2 separate regions of the Homo sapiens genome follow, and region 2 is linked to region 1. A link is a loop called in an ENCODE intact Hi-C map of the cell type or tissue named here. Cell type or tissue: heart left ventricle. All regions are shown on one strand. Links, peaks and the distances in the headings refer to the core of each region. The heading gives the core; the rest is flanking DNA. Region 1 overlaps LOC100130691 (Putative uncharacterized protein FLJ44553). Region 2 overlaps LOC124906098 (a long non-coding RNA gene).

Region 1 (8,335 bases), core at 267-8,266:
TGAATGCAGGCCTGTCCCAGCTCCTTCACTCCCTCATATGCCATACTGTCTCAGTACCTCTCTGCATGTTCATTTTAGGGCTTGATTTTGTCTCTAAACTTAGAGCCCAGGAAAAAGTATTCAGTATCCTTAGAGCACTAGGAGTTGCGTTGGCAAAGACAGATAGCCTGACCCATTATAATATTAACTAATTTCAACCCACACTAATTATCAAAGGTACTCATTTAAGGAAAGATGTGGTGTTTAGAGTAATCTTGTGGAAAGACTGCTTTCACTTAAAAAAAAAAATGGGGCCAGGTACAGTGGCTCACGCCTGTAATCCCAGCACTTTGGGAGGCTGAGGCAGGAAGATAACGAGGTCAGGAGTTCGAGACCAGCCTGACCAACATGGTGAAACCCTGTCTCTACTAAAAATACAAAAATTAGCCGGGTGTGGTGGTGCATGCCTGTAATCCCAGCTACTCAGGAGGCTGAGGCAGGATAATTGCTTGAACCCAGGAGGTGGAGGTTGCAGTGAGCCAAGATCACTCCATTGCACTCCAGCCTGGGTGACAGAGTGAGATTCCATCTCAAAAAAGAAAAAACAAAAAGGATAGAGACAGAATTTAAAAGTTCTCTGACACAACAAAAATTGATTTTTTTTCTTAAATATGAAAGATTCACTTAGTTTTTTGTTTTGGCCTCAGGTTGGTTTATTTATGCACTATATTTGTTTTTATTGCCATGGTGATCTTTTCTTCTTTCTTTTTTTTTTTCTCCCCTGCAGTTCAGTGGTGCCTTCTTGGCTCACTGCAACCTCTGCCTCTGGGGTTCAAGTGATTCTTATGCCTCAGCCTCCCGAGTAGCTAGGATGACAGGAGCACACCACCACGTCTCACTAATGTTTTGTATTTTTAGTAGAGACTGGGTTTCACCATGTTGGCTAGGCTGGTCTTGAACTCCTCACCTCAAATGATCCGCCCGCCTCGGCCTTCCAAAGTGCTGGGATTAAAGGGGTGAGCCACCGCACCCGGCCGTGTCTTTTGCTGTTGCTGTTTAAAAGACACAGGTCACCTTTTAGCTTCTGTCCAGTTCATTACACATGAACAATTTGGTTTTCTTTAGAACACTCTTGAGCCCTTGAAATGTCATACATTGTAGGGGCCAGTTTTCTTATGTTTTCCCTGTCAGCAGATTTTGTTAAAAACATCTTGCTGATAGACCCTATTTTATTAATGATGAGATTCAATGAACCCCTGCAGGGTAAGGTTTTTTTTTTTTTAAATCTCTTTTGATGGGGTTTGATGTAAACCTCAAAGGTCTTCTCTCTATGTCTGTTCTATTCCTTTTCTCTTGCATTATTAATTCACCCATAAATTGCAAACTTCTAATGAAGTATTACCTTCATGCTAACTTCCTAAGTTTCAGGGCAGCATCTGGTGACATAGGGATCATTTTACAGCAGTGTCACAGCATCAGTTGACAAGAGGGTCAGTAAATAGCATTGTTATGGATCTTAAATGAATCCAATACTTACAGCAAACCAGGTGGCGTGGAGTTTGGCTGTATCAGACGTGCAGGATAATGATGCAAATGACCATGCTTACACAACCCCTCTGCATGACTTAGGAACAATGCCTACATTATCTTTAAGATACAGAAAACACAAGTAACATGTAAGAGACACTGTTAGAGTCAGTTCCCCTGATCACTAATATCGGTGTGTCGTCAGTCATTTTTTGTATTCCCATGTAACTGATTAAATCTATTTGGGAAAAAGTGTCGGCCATCGTATCTTAGATTCTGTTTCTTAAAAAAAAAAAAAAAAAAAGGAAGAGTGAGTTGGGGGAGGGCTGTTGATGGCAGTTTGCTGCCGCTGAGTCTGGCCTGCTGTTTTTCTGGCATTTTTTCATCTGTGCTGCCATCTAGAGAGGAGAATTGGAAACACGCAAAAATAAAGTCCCAAGATGGAGTTCAGGGAAAGTGGATACTGTGTATTTATTTGTAGAAAACTGGAAGAAACATCATGAGATTTGGGACTATAAATTTATGTTTTTCTCTTCTCTCTCTCTGTCCCTCCAAGATCCAAAACAGGACTTGGATATCTGTTTCTCAGTTTTTGTGAGGACATTCCAGGCATTGCTGGGAAGCCATTTCCTGGATTCGAACTGACTCCTTACATACCTAAAATTCAATTGTATAAACTTTCTGGGACCTCTAAATTGTCAGAAAGTGGTCTCACTTTTCTACAGTTGAAACATTGCTGGAAATGCTCACATTCCCAGTTCTGTAGGATTTGGAAATAAAATGGCAGCTTTTTGTGTGTGAATTAACAAGAGAAAGAAGTCCTTTCAACACAGTGGAGCAGTTTCCTGAAGTCTGTGCCTTCCACAGAATCTACCAGATCTGCGGGATGTTTATAGGTGAAACGTTGGTCAAATGAATTTGGGGATTGCAAGGTAAAACAATGTTAAGCAGTTTTTATAGGCTTTAATTTACCAGTGTCCACTGCCAGCTTGCAAGAGAGGAAAATGCTGGGCAAGCTTTCCCAAACTTGTTTGACCTTGAAACCCTGGGCTTTTCATAGACCTGGTGTTGTGTGGCGCTTACATTCGGAGCTATTACAACAGGGAAAGGACATTAGCCTGCTGCATGCACACTACGCAGAAACACCAGTCCTCCCTGACCCCATCCTATTCCTTCTCTCTGTGTCTCAATATTTTTGAAGTTTTGTTTTGGTTTGAGTAGAGACTGGGGAATTTAACTACTTTTTTTCTCTAGCAGGATTGTAACAGGAGTAGGATCTGTTTGATACTTGCTACTCCCAGGTAAAACAAAGTAAGTTTACCTACAACATATGCCAAATTTTCTCTCTCAGCTTACATGTCAAACAGCACATAGTAAGATAGTCTTTTTACTCAGAACACATTTAGTGTGCTCTAATTCTGTGTAAGGTACCACTGGGAGGGGAGAACAGAGAGAAATAAAATATGATCCTTGACTTAGTCAAATCATTAAATAGATGGAGTGATAAGCTTATACACAGATTACTACAAGATCCCTTATACAGATAAATAATGGTCATACTAGATTTAGTCATCATAACTGAAATAATAGGGTTTAGTTTATGTGGAGCAAGGCCATGGAAACTATCCATGGAAAAAGAAACTAATAGCCTTACAGAAACTCTGTTATAGTGGCATCCATTGTTAGAGCATTTCACCTTATTTAAAAAAAAAAAGAAAAAGTCAATGGCAAAGAATATCTGTCTGTATTAATTCTGGAAAGTGACATTCTTGATGAAACTAAGTGAACAATATTAATAATGCTTCTCTTTAGATAATTTTTCTGCATTTTAGGAGATGGACCATATAATTCATAGTTTTGACTCAAAAAGTAATGTCTCTATTTAGGTATTAATAAGGATATGATCCCTTACAAGGGATACATATTATTTCCACTTCATGAAAACAACAGGGGCTCAGAGAATAAGCTTGTTTAATAGCTTGTAAAGGGCAGGCTTGGAATTCAAATCCAGTTCTGTCTGGCCCCAAATTGTTATTTTTGTTTCCCTTTTTGTGGGGCAGAGTAATTTTAGAAAATGTTTGCGTACTTTCTGATTTCTATAGCCTAAAAATATGATGCCAAAGAAAAATGAGGAAAACAGCTTTCCTGAGCTTTAGAGAATTACACATACACAAATAGGAGACTATAAGCTTTGTGAGAGCAGAAACCTCAAGGCCATATCTGTTCTCTTTGCCACACTAAGCACAGAGCTTAGCACATACCTGGCATATAGATCCTCATTAAAGATTTGCTCAATGAGGCACATATGAATGATAGTGTTTGAGATTAGGTGGTAGGCACTCATGAAAACTTTCAATATCTTCTTGTATTTTTTGCAAGATAGTCCACAGTTTTGAATCTGCAAAGGAGAAATAAGATTAAGGTTAATGCAGGCCATTTGAAAGTATGCCTTACCTCCTCATGAAATGGTCTGAATCTGATCAAGGGCAATTTTCACATTTGTGATTGTACTTTCCAGTTAAAACTCAATAATTAATTAATCATATTGTGAGTCAATTTGTGGATGATTGAGAACCTTCCCCTGCATAGTTGTTTGGTCATTCCCCAACAAATTCATTCCCTGAAAATGGCTAAAAAAATTAGGCTTGAAGTAAAACTAGATTTGAAGGCAACGACTAAATCTTCTTTATATCTGTATTCCTAGAACACATTCCTAGAATATATTGTGCTTTATAATAAGAGCACAATATATTTTGAACTAGGAAGGAAGAAAAAAGAAAGGGTAGCAAAAAGGAAGAAAAATGAGAGTTAGGAATCTTGGATTTAAGCCTTGGGTTGACAATGTGAATTTGGGCCAGTCATTTCTTCATTTTGTTTCTCAGTTTCCCTTTTTGGAAGCCAGAGGAGTTGACCTAGTTGACCACTAACACACCTCCAGATTCTAATTGCCTGTGGAAGAGAGACTGGGGTCATTCTTGGTATAAACATGCCCATGCTTCCTTTTTTCCACTAGGGGGCACTGTAGTACTAGCGCAGTGGCCTCCATCTTCCAATTTATTCAATTCTGTTGACAGTATTTTTCCTGTTTTAGTCCCCTGGAAAACATTCTTTACCTTTAACTTTCAAACTCAAATTTACACTACAAAGTATGAGATTTAATTTGGTAAGGAAAGCTGGATAAACATAGGAAGAATGTAGTTCAATGATTTATATTGCTTAAAAGAGAAATTAGAATCACAGAGCTATTTGCATAGTTAGGTTATAACACGTTAAGATTTTCTGTGGTCCAAAAGGGGGGCTTTGAAACTCTTTTAAAGGAAAACAAAGTGGAAAAAATTGTAATTACCAGAATAACAAAAACATAAACTTAATAAGTATGTCAAATCTATGTGAAGACAACTATAAAATTGCCAAGGCTTAAACAGAGATATACCATGTTCTTGGATAAGAACACTCGGCATTTAAAAATTTTTTAATTATTCCCCAAATATATTCATAAATATAATACAATTCCAATGGAAATGCCAATGGAATTTTTTTTGAAACTTTACAAAAGAGTTCTGAAGTTCCTTGAGAAAAGTTAAACTGAAAAGAGTCAAGAAAAAAAGACAACCATTTGAGAGGAAGGAGGATTTTAACTGCTAGATTTTTTAAAAAAGATAAAACAGCTGAAATTAAAACAGTAGCATAATGACAGCAAAATAAACAAACAAACCAATAAAACAGTGAGTCCAGAAACAAACCCAAGTATGGTGTCCTGGATGTGTTTGTGTGTCTGGGGTTTGTGTGCTTTGGTATTTGGCATCTCAACACTTTTCCTGTTATAGGAACTGAAAAAAGGCATATCTTCCTCTTCTAGACAGCAAGGACATCAGCACATAACTGAAGTTTGTCCAGTGGGATTCCCACATTGAATCCAGAAGGAGTGATGCAAAGATGCAGAAACCATCAAGCTATCTACTGAGACAGTGATGATGTCAGTAATTCAGGAGAAGAGAATGTCTGGTGGTGGCACTGTCCTTAGTTTCTATTTAGGCTCTTCCTATAACAGTTCTTCACCAAGTTCTGGCAGCATTCTAATCAGACTATTCCTTCAGTGGTCCTTGGCTGATTCATCTGCTGCCAGCCTCCTTTGGCTCCTGTCTGATTTCTGAGCCTGATTTTTAACTTTCCCAAATAACTTTGTATATAGATACTGTTACTCTTTCAGTAAATTCCATTCTATTTAATCTACCTAGAATTGGTTACTAATGCTGGCAAATAGGAATTCTGACTTGTACAGAAACTGGTAATGGGGATTCGGTTACACACAACAGACTTTCAGGGAAATCAGGAGAATCTGGGTATGCAGACTCATTGTGTTTGAAGATAATAAAAACCAATTAATATTCAAAGATGAGACTCTGGAAACCCACAGCTTATAGTAGTAAAATAGCTAATGAAATTAATGCCTGTGAGCATTAGGATTGAGTTGGGTATTAAAGACAAGACCATGGGGGAGAGAATTGCTGTTGTCACAGAACAGTATGAAGGAAATGAGGAATTCAAGAGCTGGGTGCTAAGGCTAGCTGCTTCATTTGAAGACATTAACAAATGAAAATCTCTAAATTCTCATCTTAAAACATGAACTGAAACCCAAGCTGTGAATTTGTTAAAAGAAACTTTTATAGCCCTAGGATGGAGATAGCTATAAACCAATATTTGTTCTTGTTGATTGCTGATTTGCAAATCAGTCGAATTCACCTCCTTACCTGGGGTCTTAGAAGAGCATATGTTAAAGTGCTGATTCCGAAAGAGTAAGATCTTTAAAATTAAAATGCTATATAGGGGAGAATTTGAAGAACGCAGAGATTCCTTGCCCCCAAACTCTCAGCCTTCTTTGCAGCTGAAGCTTTTATTATAAAGCTATTTCTCCTTTGTTTGAAGAGGCTGAAACTCCCTAGTTTGAGGGAGTTACCTTATAGGAGGTTCTCTTATACCCTACTCTTACTCTGCACTATCTCCAGATCTGTAATTAGAGTCAAACTCGCTGGGCGCGGTGGCTCACACCTGTAATCCCAGCACTTTGGGAGGCTGAGGTGGGCGGATCACCTGAGGTCAGGAGTTTGAGACCAGCCTGGCCAATATGGTGAAACCCTGTCTCTACAAAAAAATAACAAAAGATTAGCCAGGGATGATGGCAGGTGCCTGTAATCCCAGCTACTCGCGAGGCTGAGGCAAGGAGAATTGCTTGAACCCAGGAAGTGGAGGTTGTGGTGAGCCAAGATCACGCCACTGTACTCCAGCCTGGGTGACAGAGCAAGACTCCGTCCCCCGCCCCAACCCCCAAAAAAATTCTACTGTGCTTCAAGAGGCTAGTTTACAAAGTGAAGCTCAGTAAGATATATCTCAAGCACCAAAGAAATTGAAGAACTTTGCTAATTAATCTGTGGGATGTGAGTTAGAATTGATTTTAAGAATGTTGAATGAAGAAGAAGAGGACATGATTTGAGATTGGGTTGAATTTACTAATAGGGCTTACAAGAGATTCTGGATTATTCTAGTTTGAGAAGCTAGGAATAATTCTGTTTGCTCTGCTAAATGTTCATTGACATTTAGACTGAGGGGTGAGTCATACAAAATAAAGTTGAGATGCAAATCTCTTAGGTAAAATGTAAATGAACAAAATTTTAAATTTTAGGAGACAGGAATGCTGGATTAGATTTGTCATATCTGACCCAACCACCCACCTCAATTTTGTCTTCCAAAAAAGGGTCTAGCCAGTTGCAGTGGCTCACACCTGTCCCAGCTACTTGGGAGGCTGAGGTGGGAGGATCACTTCACCCAGGAGTTTGAGGCCAGCCTGGGCAACATATCGAGACCCTGTCTCTAATTAAAATAAAAATCATAAGAAGGTCCAGAAAACACTCTTTACAAAGGCCTTGAGAAACAAATCTATGAGGGAAGGGTCAGTATAAAAGTGATTTAGAGAACGTTTCACGTAGACCAGCGATGATGCTGAAAAAAGGCTACAGTTGAATTTGGCTTACTGAGTTTCAGAGGGATGGCAGGATCCCAGAGTGACATGGTCTAGGTAGCACATTTGCATGGGGCTAAGTTGAAAGTTAGTAGGTCAGTGTGAAAATTAGAATGCTCTGACTCATGGATTCTTGGGAGGTGACTAACTGATCATGGAGTCCCCAGGACTGAAATAAATAAGCAGTCACTAAGGTTCTACTTGATTTGTATAGCAAACAAGCAAACAAACAAAACCTTTATGTCTAGAAAAGAGAGACGGTATCCAATTTCCAGATATGAATGCGTTCTCAGACACAGTTAAAGGAAATCTGAGTACCCTCGAGGAAGTGCCTACTTGAGTCTACCTCCTGGAATACAAAGGGACTTGTGGCCATTTATTAGGACAGTTGTGAATGATGAAGCAGAGATAGTTCACTTTCATCTGGTACGGACAAGAATATAGCTTTACCTTCTTGCCACAGGATTACATCACCTTTTGGACCCTGGGTCAAAATGAAGTCAGCAGAAAGCTTCTTATTTCCTCATTTCACATGATATCAGATTATTCATCCTATACAAGTGGGGACAAAAGAGTAGAAAGCAATAAATACCTTGGATACCTTGAAAAAAATACATGAGCGCTCGAGTGGGAATTTTTCAAGGGTCCAGTGGTATACAGAACATGTTTGGCTATAATTCTAAAGTGAGAGATAAACTGTTGTACCTGAGCTCCTTACCAATATGAAGAGGTACTATTTTGGTGGACCTCTTTGGATATTAGAGGCTTGCTACTAGGTCCCAGTGGAACACCTAACCCTGAGACACCAAGTGA
Region 2 (8,335 bases), core at 29-8,028, 260 kb after region 1:
GTGAGTCACATGTCCACTGGACAGGGGGCCCTTCCCTGTTTGGCAGCCGAGGCAGAGAGACAGAAAGAGGAGACAGCTTACACCATTATTTCTGCATATCAGAGACTTTTAGTACTTTCACTAATTTTGCTACTGCTATCTAAAAGGCAGAGCCAGGTGTACAGGATGGAACATGAAAGCAGACTAGGAGCGTGACCACTGAAGCACAGCATCACAGGGAGACGGTTAGGACTCCAGATAACAGGCCCTCCACAAGAGGTGAAGGAGTAGAGTCTTCTCTAAACTGCCCCTGGGAAAGGGAGACTCCCTTTCCCAGTCTGCTAAGTAGCGGGTGTTCTTCCTTGGCACTGACGCTACCGCTAGACCACGGTTCGCTTGGTAACGGGCATCTTCCCAGACACTGGCGTTACCGCTAGACCCAGGAGCCCTGTAGTGGCCCTGTCGAGGTGTGACAGAGGGCTCACACTCTTGTCTTCTGGTCACTTCTCACTGTGCCCCTTCAGCTCCTATCTCTGTATGGCCTGGTTTTTCCTAGGTTATAATTGTAGAGCAAGGATTGTTATAATATTGGAATAAAGAGTAATTGCTACAAGCTAGTGATTAATTATATTCATATATAATCATATCTATGATCTATATCTAGTATAACTATTCTTATTTTATATATTTTATTACACTGGAACAGCTCGTGCCCTCGGTCTCTTGCCTCGGCACCTGGGTGGCTTGCCGCCCACAGGAGATAGGTAGGAGACAGGCGGGGTAGAATTGGAAAGGGAGAACCAAGTTAACTGATGACCAAAATAACATTATTACACCAATAAATATATCTGTATTTGAATGCATAAAATAGCATTTATACCAAACATCAGACAACCAAAAACCAGCACTGCAATCACTAGATAGATCCCTCATGGTTATTATTCTTAAACGGTGTATGGAGTATTTCATACAGTGGAATAAACTCTCAAGACCTAACCCAGACATCATTCCTATTTTTCTCCCCTTTGTGTCCCCAAAGGTCCTGATCCCAACTCCAGCCTGGAAGGAGGTAAGTTAATTGTGGGAAAGGGAGGGAGGGAGGCACAGAGGGGAGGGATTGCTGAAAATAAGACTCCAGAGGACCTAGCCCAGAACGGAGGGTAGCCGAGCTGGCCATCTTAATGTGCAGGCTTCCCCAAGTGCTGTGTCTGGCAGCCCTCCATGCCAGCGCAGGAGGAAAATCTGGTTGAAGGGAGAGCAGGGAACTTTTATGATGCCCAAAGATTTCCCCAAGACAGATGTTTTTGCTTCTTGGCATTGCATTTCTGGAGGGGCAGAGCAATGGAGTCACTGTCATTGAAAATGACTGTGTCCCTGTGGTGAAATTGGCCCAGCCAGGACTGGTAATACATTGAGGTGGTTCCCAAGTTTGGTTGGCTTCCTAGAAGTTGAAAGCCTTATTTCTCTGAGCACATTTCCCTTTAATCACTGTGCTTTCCAGAGACCCAGGCTTCAGCTGTATCCAGCACAAAACAATTTGGGTACAAGCCACAAAGAGGACTCTAACAGCATGCATAAAGACTCCAACTCCCTGAAATTGATGTTTTTCTTCTCATCACTGCCATTCCCACACATGCCTATAACATGGATTTGAAATGGCCTGTTTGTATAAAGACTGCACACTGTTTCAAGCCATCACAACAATGGATAAGAAGCATTTACACTATCATTTTTAATGCAAAAGACAGAGTTACCCTAAGCCACGCTGCTATTAGCTTTGAATGTTTTTTGTCAGGGTGCAGTCTGCTGTGCATGAGACCAAGATGAAATGCCATTCCAGGTGACTCCGTGACCCTATGTGAGTATGTGTGTTTAGGCACCTGTTTAAAACATAACCACAGGCCAACATACCTTTTTTGAAGCACATGGATATCATTACTACACTTGAATTTTGGGTTGGAAGGAAATACAGCAGTTAACCACCTGAAATCTCAGTAAACAAAATAAGAATACCATCAAGTTTTACAACTGTGGGACAGAAGATTGCCAAATATAGGTTCCATTTAAAAAATTAGGAACTAAGTTATGTTACATACTTGAGTATTTTTGTCACAGAGTTATTACCTGTAACTAGAAGATTCCATTTCTACTAAGAAGTGGAGTAATAAATGGAAAAACATCAGTTGCTGTACCTTTGATTCCAATCCCATTGTATTCAGACAATGCAATGAATTTCTCACAAGCTTTTAATATGTAAAAACAATGCACTGGTATTCCTAATATTTTAAATGTATGTTGCTTGTCTTTTGCTAGTGGCAAAGAGGACCAGCATTAAGATGTCTGTTCATCAATTTCTTGATGTCTGCCCATCAGTTTCTCTCTCGATCAGGTGCTCCACCAGACTCAATTTAATGGAGGAAATCTCATTTGGGTCCTGGAAAGATTAAAGCACCTTACCCTTTACTTCCAAATTGAGTTCCTCTGGGAATCAACTTGAGATCCAGAAGTCTTGAATGAAACCAAATGCTTTGGGAGATAGTTTGCATTGCCTTAAAGTTTGCTCTCTGGAGGACTGTAGACACCGCAAACGGCCTTCTGTACTGTGTTCGGCTACTGTAGTCAATGTACTGAGAAACTCTTAATATTCCTAGGGCTTCCTAAATGGCCTAGAAATAAAGCTAACAGAAGAGGGCAATATATTTCACATAACTAACTTAACAGCATACCCAAAGTTATTTCTTTTCAAATAGCTCATGAAAGGACCTGGTCAGAATTTTGGTGGCAATAGAAATACCTGAACATGAATCCATCAGCTGCCCTTTAAATCTCCAGACTTTGAGTCTATTAAGAATGAAACACCACCCTGGAGGCTACAACCTTTACAAGGTCTGTGTTTCTTCTCCAAAAAATAAAAAGAACAAAGTCACCACTCTCCTCTCTCAACTGGAGGAAAACTCAGTAGAAACTCAACACTCTTTTTCAGTGAGAAATACCTGATGTCATATATTTTGTTTAATAAAGACTGAATTGGCTGTACACTAAGCCGATTTAAGAATGTGATCTGCAACTCATAGTCTTAATTACATGGAAAAAAAAGTGAATGAGTTCATTAATGCTGTAAAAAGGAATAGTGACCCTACCTGCCAAGTAGCAAGGTGGAAATAATTAATCTGGTCAATTAAAAAGAAACAGATAATTTAAAACACAAAGGCTTCCAGGTGGGGCACTGCATTCTGCTCTCTGGAACTGCGACTTCTTATTGTCGATTTTGGTTTTCTCAGTAAGTTTTCTTTGTTCTTTCCTTAAAATTTTTTTTTTTCGTCATGGATCAAATCAAATAGAAAAATCTGTCTGAGCTACAAAGCATGACTTGTTGCATTATGTCTTATGTCCTAAAATGTTGATTGATGCTAACTAACATACACTCTGGAAGTGCTCTGGCGGGGGCAGCGGGGGGTGGGTGGGGGAAGGGGTTACCAAGTTCCAGTATCATATCCAAGATTCTTTTCTCTCTTGGTGGGAGTCTGTTATATCTTACTTTCCCTTCAAAATTGTTTGCCTTTCCTGGGGTTTTAATAATATTTTTAAAGTGCTGGAGTCTGAGCCGCACTGTCTGGCTTATCTAATCCCATTTATGATCCTATAACCTTGAAGCTTGCCATGGCCTGGCTGTCAGCACCAGATTCTAAATACATGGGGCAGTGTGTTTGCTCCATGGAACAGGAAATTAGTCAAACAGTTACTTTTCTACAAATGTTCATAATTTCTCTTGACATTTACAAGCCAGTAGTAGTTCTTAGACATCGAATGATCTCAAGCCCCTCAGGGAGCAGTGAGTGGTTATCTATAACACTGCCCTGTGCAGATATTTGTGCAGAGCGTCAGTGCACTCCATTCCATTGCAGCAGAAAGATTGAGCACCGTCACCCAGCGCTGGTCCAGTCTATCTGTGCACTGCAGGTACAAGGAAAAAAGAACGTGTTAGTACTTTAATCCTTTTCAGCTGGTCCAAGCCCGGTCTCAGGACAAATATTAATATCATTTTCATTTTAACCATGGCAAAGGTTGAATAAAGCAGCATCCAATTTTTTCAATCTGCTCAAGAGAAAACTGTTTTCGTGGTGAAAGTTTGACTGCAAAATTCTGGTTGCTAAGGAGGAAAAACCTCATCTAAGAAAACAAATGTTGCTGTGGTGAAATGCGATTTGAAAGTCTGTATTTCCTAGGTGTTAGACTTGGCAAGTTAGAAATAGTGAGGGTGGAGAAAGGATGCTTTCCGTGGATGTGCTCAAACACAGTAGTACATATTGTCAGCTCTGCAGGAGGCGTGCTGTGGCCATATGTGTGTTGCGGAGTGAAATGGAATAAACAGCTGCTGCCAGGAATCCAATTCCTGGCAAGGAGGCAAACCCAAGTCCTCCTGTTTCCAAAATAAAAATCACCAGAGGGATTCCCCTTACAGCAGTTCCAGCCAGTAGTTTTATAAAAGCATAAAACATCAGTGTATTGTGGTTTATAATAATCCCTTACATTTGTAAAGCATTTTACAGTTTATAAAGTGCTTTACATACATTATCTCATTTGAGCCTCATAACAGCTCTGGAGAGTACTAGGCAAAATATTGAGATTCTCTTTTCACAGATGGAAAAAGGAAGGTTCAAAGAATGAAATGGTGAACCTGGTGCCCCAGCCTACAGCCATCCAGGCAGAGACATCCAGGGGCTACACTGGGGGCCTTGGGGACCCAGTAAAGGGATTAGTTTTTGTGTAGTTGAGGTGCAAAAGCAATTTTACTTCTCTTTGTGCAAGCATCAGCTTGCTCTATCAAAGGGCTTCTCCCACACTTTTTGAAGCAGCAAGGGAAGAAAGTAAGTTGTAAGGGAGCAAGTGGCAAGGGGAAAAGGTACTCAGCATACTGAGTGCAGAATCTAGTTTGCCCTTGATGGTAGTCAAGGCTATTTCAGTTTCAGCACGTACTGCAGAGATCAGCCAGGGTCACCTCAGAACTGCCTGGAGGAAGCAGCTTTGATACTGTTCAATTGTTCTCAGACACTGCCACCTTTGTTCACCCTTTGCAGAAAAACAGGCTTTTTTCCTAGAACTGCCAGCCTTGTGGTCATGTGAAGGCAGATTTATAGGAAGAACCTACATAGCCTTTTATGAAGAAACCCCCTCTGACCTTAGGAATTGGTGAGATGCAGAATTGTCCTATTCTGTGAGACAGGGGACATCACAGGTAGATGCTGTGGTGGCCCTGTTGTGGGCTGCTTTAGTCCTGAAATAGGAAACTGCTCTCTGGTAGAGACATAGAGACTTCTCTGACATGTACCTGGTTACCTGATCAGGTCTCAGTGGGCCCGCTACCACGCCTTGGGGTTTTGTGCTCTTTGGTTCTAGCTGCAGAATCTAGAAGTATAAGCTAGTGGTTAAAACACAAATCCTGGAACCAAAGTGCCAGTTGTTCTATGCTTACCAAATGTCTGTGGTGACAGAGGTGTACCTTACCTGAAAACATGGGGCTACTAATAAAATCTGTTTCATAAGGTTGTTGTAAGAATTAAATGAGGAATTATTTGCAAAGTGCTTAGAGTTGTGCCTGGGGTGAGGCAGGTGCTCTGTCCCAGCCCAGCTCCAGCCAGCCTCTTGCTGCTCCCTGACAATGTTTCAGTTACGATAGTGGTGACATCCCTCCTTCCTGTGTCAACTGTAACTCACTGTCCCATGATCCCCCAGGAAGATGCACAAACCAAGAGGCATTTTGCCTTTTGCAGTTTAATCATGGATCTTTTCATGCTGCAAAACAACCGGGGTTTATAGGGACACAATACATTTTAGTTGAGTTTATTTACATTTTTGACGTTAAAGCAAAAGTGGCACCCCCAAAATTTAAACAGGCAAGAAAGACTTTATTCAAGGCTATTGCAATAGGGGAGAGAGGCCAGAACTTTGTCTGAATTCAACTCCACTGGAAACAGTGTGTTTTTGAATGCTGGAGTGAGAGGGAGATGTGTGAGCTATCTGTGTTTGCTAACTGGCTTTACCCAAAGGAAAGCAAACTTCTCATATCTTTATGACAGGTGGTAGTTTTACAACTTGGAGCAAGGCACCCACTGAAGTTAGGTTCCTGTCATTCCACAGGATATGTTATGAGGCTCAAAGCTATCTTCTTTGATGATTATATTTCAAAGACATGGATCCTAGATCCTTGACAAACACATTTCTGGGTAGTAAAACTGGCAAGGGATGTTTTAAAAGATTTACGTATATCTCAAAGGAGCAGAGAACAAATTTACAATTAAAAGTTTCCTAAAGAAAATACAGCCTGGCCAACATAGTGAGACTCAATTTAAAAAAAAAAAAAAACAATAGTCACGCCTGCTGGTGCGCTCCTGTGGTCCCAGCTACTCCAGAGGCTGAAGTAGGAGGATCACTTGAGCCCAGGAGGTCAAGGCTACAGTGAGCTATGATAGCACCACTGCACTCCAGCCTGGGTGACAAAGCAAGACCCTGTTTCAGAAAAAAAAAAGCTCTAAGAAAAGAGAGGTCAGAGCCTCAAGTCAGGAAGAAGCCCGTCTGAAGTTTAGTTACGCTGAGGGAAACATTAAGGCTATCTGTGTCCTTGGTGTTTTAGAAACTGGGTGGTGATTTGCTCCAGAATGCCCCTTCCAAAGAATTCCTTTTGAAGGTGAACACAAGAAGTGCAGGGCCCCTGCTAGGCCACAATAGGAGCCCAGCTTCTTTCAGTTACCTGAATGTCCAGTCTCAGCCCTTTCCTTTTTCAAAGGGCAGCTAACTCTCACTGACTGAGAAAGGAGACAGCCTCATTCTACTTTCTGTCTTGACCTCTCTGAGTCCAGGTCCACTTGATAAGGTGATGTCCCTCCCCTGGACCAAAGATTGACACTCTGCCCCTTCAGTTCATCCAAGGTCATGTGGTTTGGAAAAACCTATATAGCAGAGGAAAAGTCACGACCCTGCTAATTAGGACTTTGCCCTGAATGTCAAACGGGATGCACTTTAAAGATATAAGCCTGCTCACAGGAAAAAGACCCTTTGTGGATTCCTACTCCCAACCTAGGTCACAACTAGCCCATCAGCCTTCAGGTGCACACCCATTCCTTTCAGGAAAACTCCACTCCCAAACACCCCTAGTCATTTGGTCTGCAGAAGCCATCCAGGACTTCGACCAAATGGTTAGTGATGGCTGTTCCTATTTAAACCTCACGAAACAATAAGGTGTGTGGTGGTCGGGGGGCGGGGGGCATTTCTTGTTGCATGGAGAAGGGTGGGTCTGAAGTCTACTGGTCAGATTTATTTTTCAATATTTCTACCAGGGTGAGCTATAGGCGTGCTCATCCCTTCACCTCTTATGCTGTGTCTGCCAGTCTCATCCAATGGCCACATTCATTTTCAGGAAAAATATAGTTTATTACTTATTTATTTATTTTGAGACAGAGTGTCGCTCTGTCGCCCAGGCTGGAGTGCAGGGTCACAATCTCGGCTCACTGCAAACTCTGCATCCCAGGTTCAAGTGATTCTCCTTTGCCTCAGCCTCCTGGGTAGCTGGGATTACAGGCACCCACTACCACTCCTGACTAATTTTTGTATTTTTAGTAGAGACAGGGTTTCACCATGTTGGCCAGGCTGGTCTTGAACTCCTGGCCTCAAGTGATCCGCCCACCTCGGCCTCCCAAAGTGCTGAGATTACAGGCGTGAGCCACTGTGCCAGGCTCTGGGATGATAGCGTTTACATTGATATTGAGAAGTATTTCCCAAATTTGCAAGGTACCTTTCCTCTTCTCTCTCTCCTCCTTTCCCCCCTTGGGGCATTAGGCCCCATTTTTGTATAGGACAGTGTTTGGTTTCTTTCCTGTTCTGCTCTGGGAGGAGAGCAGGGGAGAAGAAAATTATTGCTAGAATATTAAAGGAGCTATGTTACCCAAGGGCCATTCTGATCCTCCTCCGGGCCTTTTGTGTATGGGGCTAGAGTAGGGAGGTTGCCAGTTCTTGCTGTGTCGCCCATGGGGTTTTGGCTCTAGAAATGCTACAGAGCTGTAGTTAAATTGTATTTTACGCATTCAAAGGAGCCACTTTCAAATCTTAAAGCAGACCCTGACCTGCAGAAAATCAAATGTTAAAAATCAACAGATGTTTGAGCAAGAGGAAGTACAACACTGAAGGTCTCTTCGTCGTTTGCCACATACAAGGCCTATGAGGGTAAATGTGGCATGCTCAAAGTAGCACAGATTTACACTAATGTTTTACCCAGGCAAAGTTTTCAGAAGAACTCAACTACCTTTAATGTTGATTCTAAAAGGGTGGTGTGTTCTTAGAGCACCCGTGGTAAAAAGAGTAT

The links. Peaks named below come from ENCODE experiments on the same cell type or tissue, not always from the same donor. Only the 100,000 strongest peaks of a DNase experiment are listed, where the experiment ranks them.
Region 2: a loop joins it to region 1, with 6 times the contacts of the local background. A loop is called at or near these places in 64 of 110 quality-filtered maps.

What each region holds. Positions count from the first base shown.
Region 1 is chr2:177,330,626-177,338,960 of GRCh38, forward strand. It overlaps LOC100130691 (Putative uncharacterized protein FLJ44553), which reads right to left. Exons shown (of 9, transcript NR_026966.1): 2 at 7,973-8,074; 3 at 3,768-3,904; 4 at 1,517-1,626; 5 at 947-1,031. Among named protein-coding and RNA genes, the nearest start is that of MIR6512, 21 kb to the left of the region's middle. RefSeq lists an enhancer at 7,381-8,335. In heart left ventricle, for the core only: CTCF peaks have their summits at 1,901 (motif pointing left), 4,517 (motif pointing right) and 4,722; no DNase peak of the experiment used is centred there; H3K4me3 peaks cover 496 bases; H3K27ac peaks cover 291 bases.
Region 2 is chr2:177,594,201-177,602,535 of GRCh38, forward strand. LOC124906098 (a long non-coding RNA gene) reads right to left here. Exons shown (of 3, transcript XR_007087317.1): 3 at 2,208-3,933. Among named protein-coding and RNA genes, the nearest start is that of IFT70A-AS1, 4.7 kb to the right of the region's middle. In heart left ventricle, for the core only: a CTCF peak has its summit at 4,267; a DNase peak (open chromatin) is centred at 4,322; H3K4me3 peaks cover 526 bases.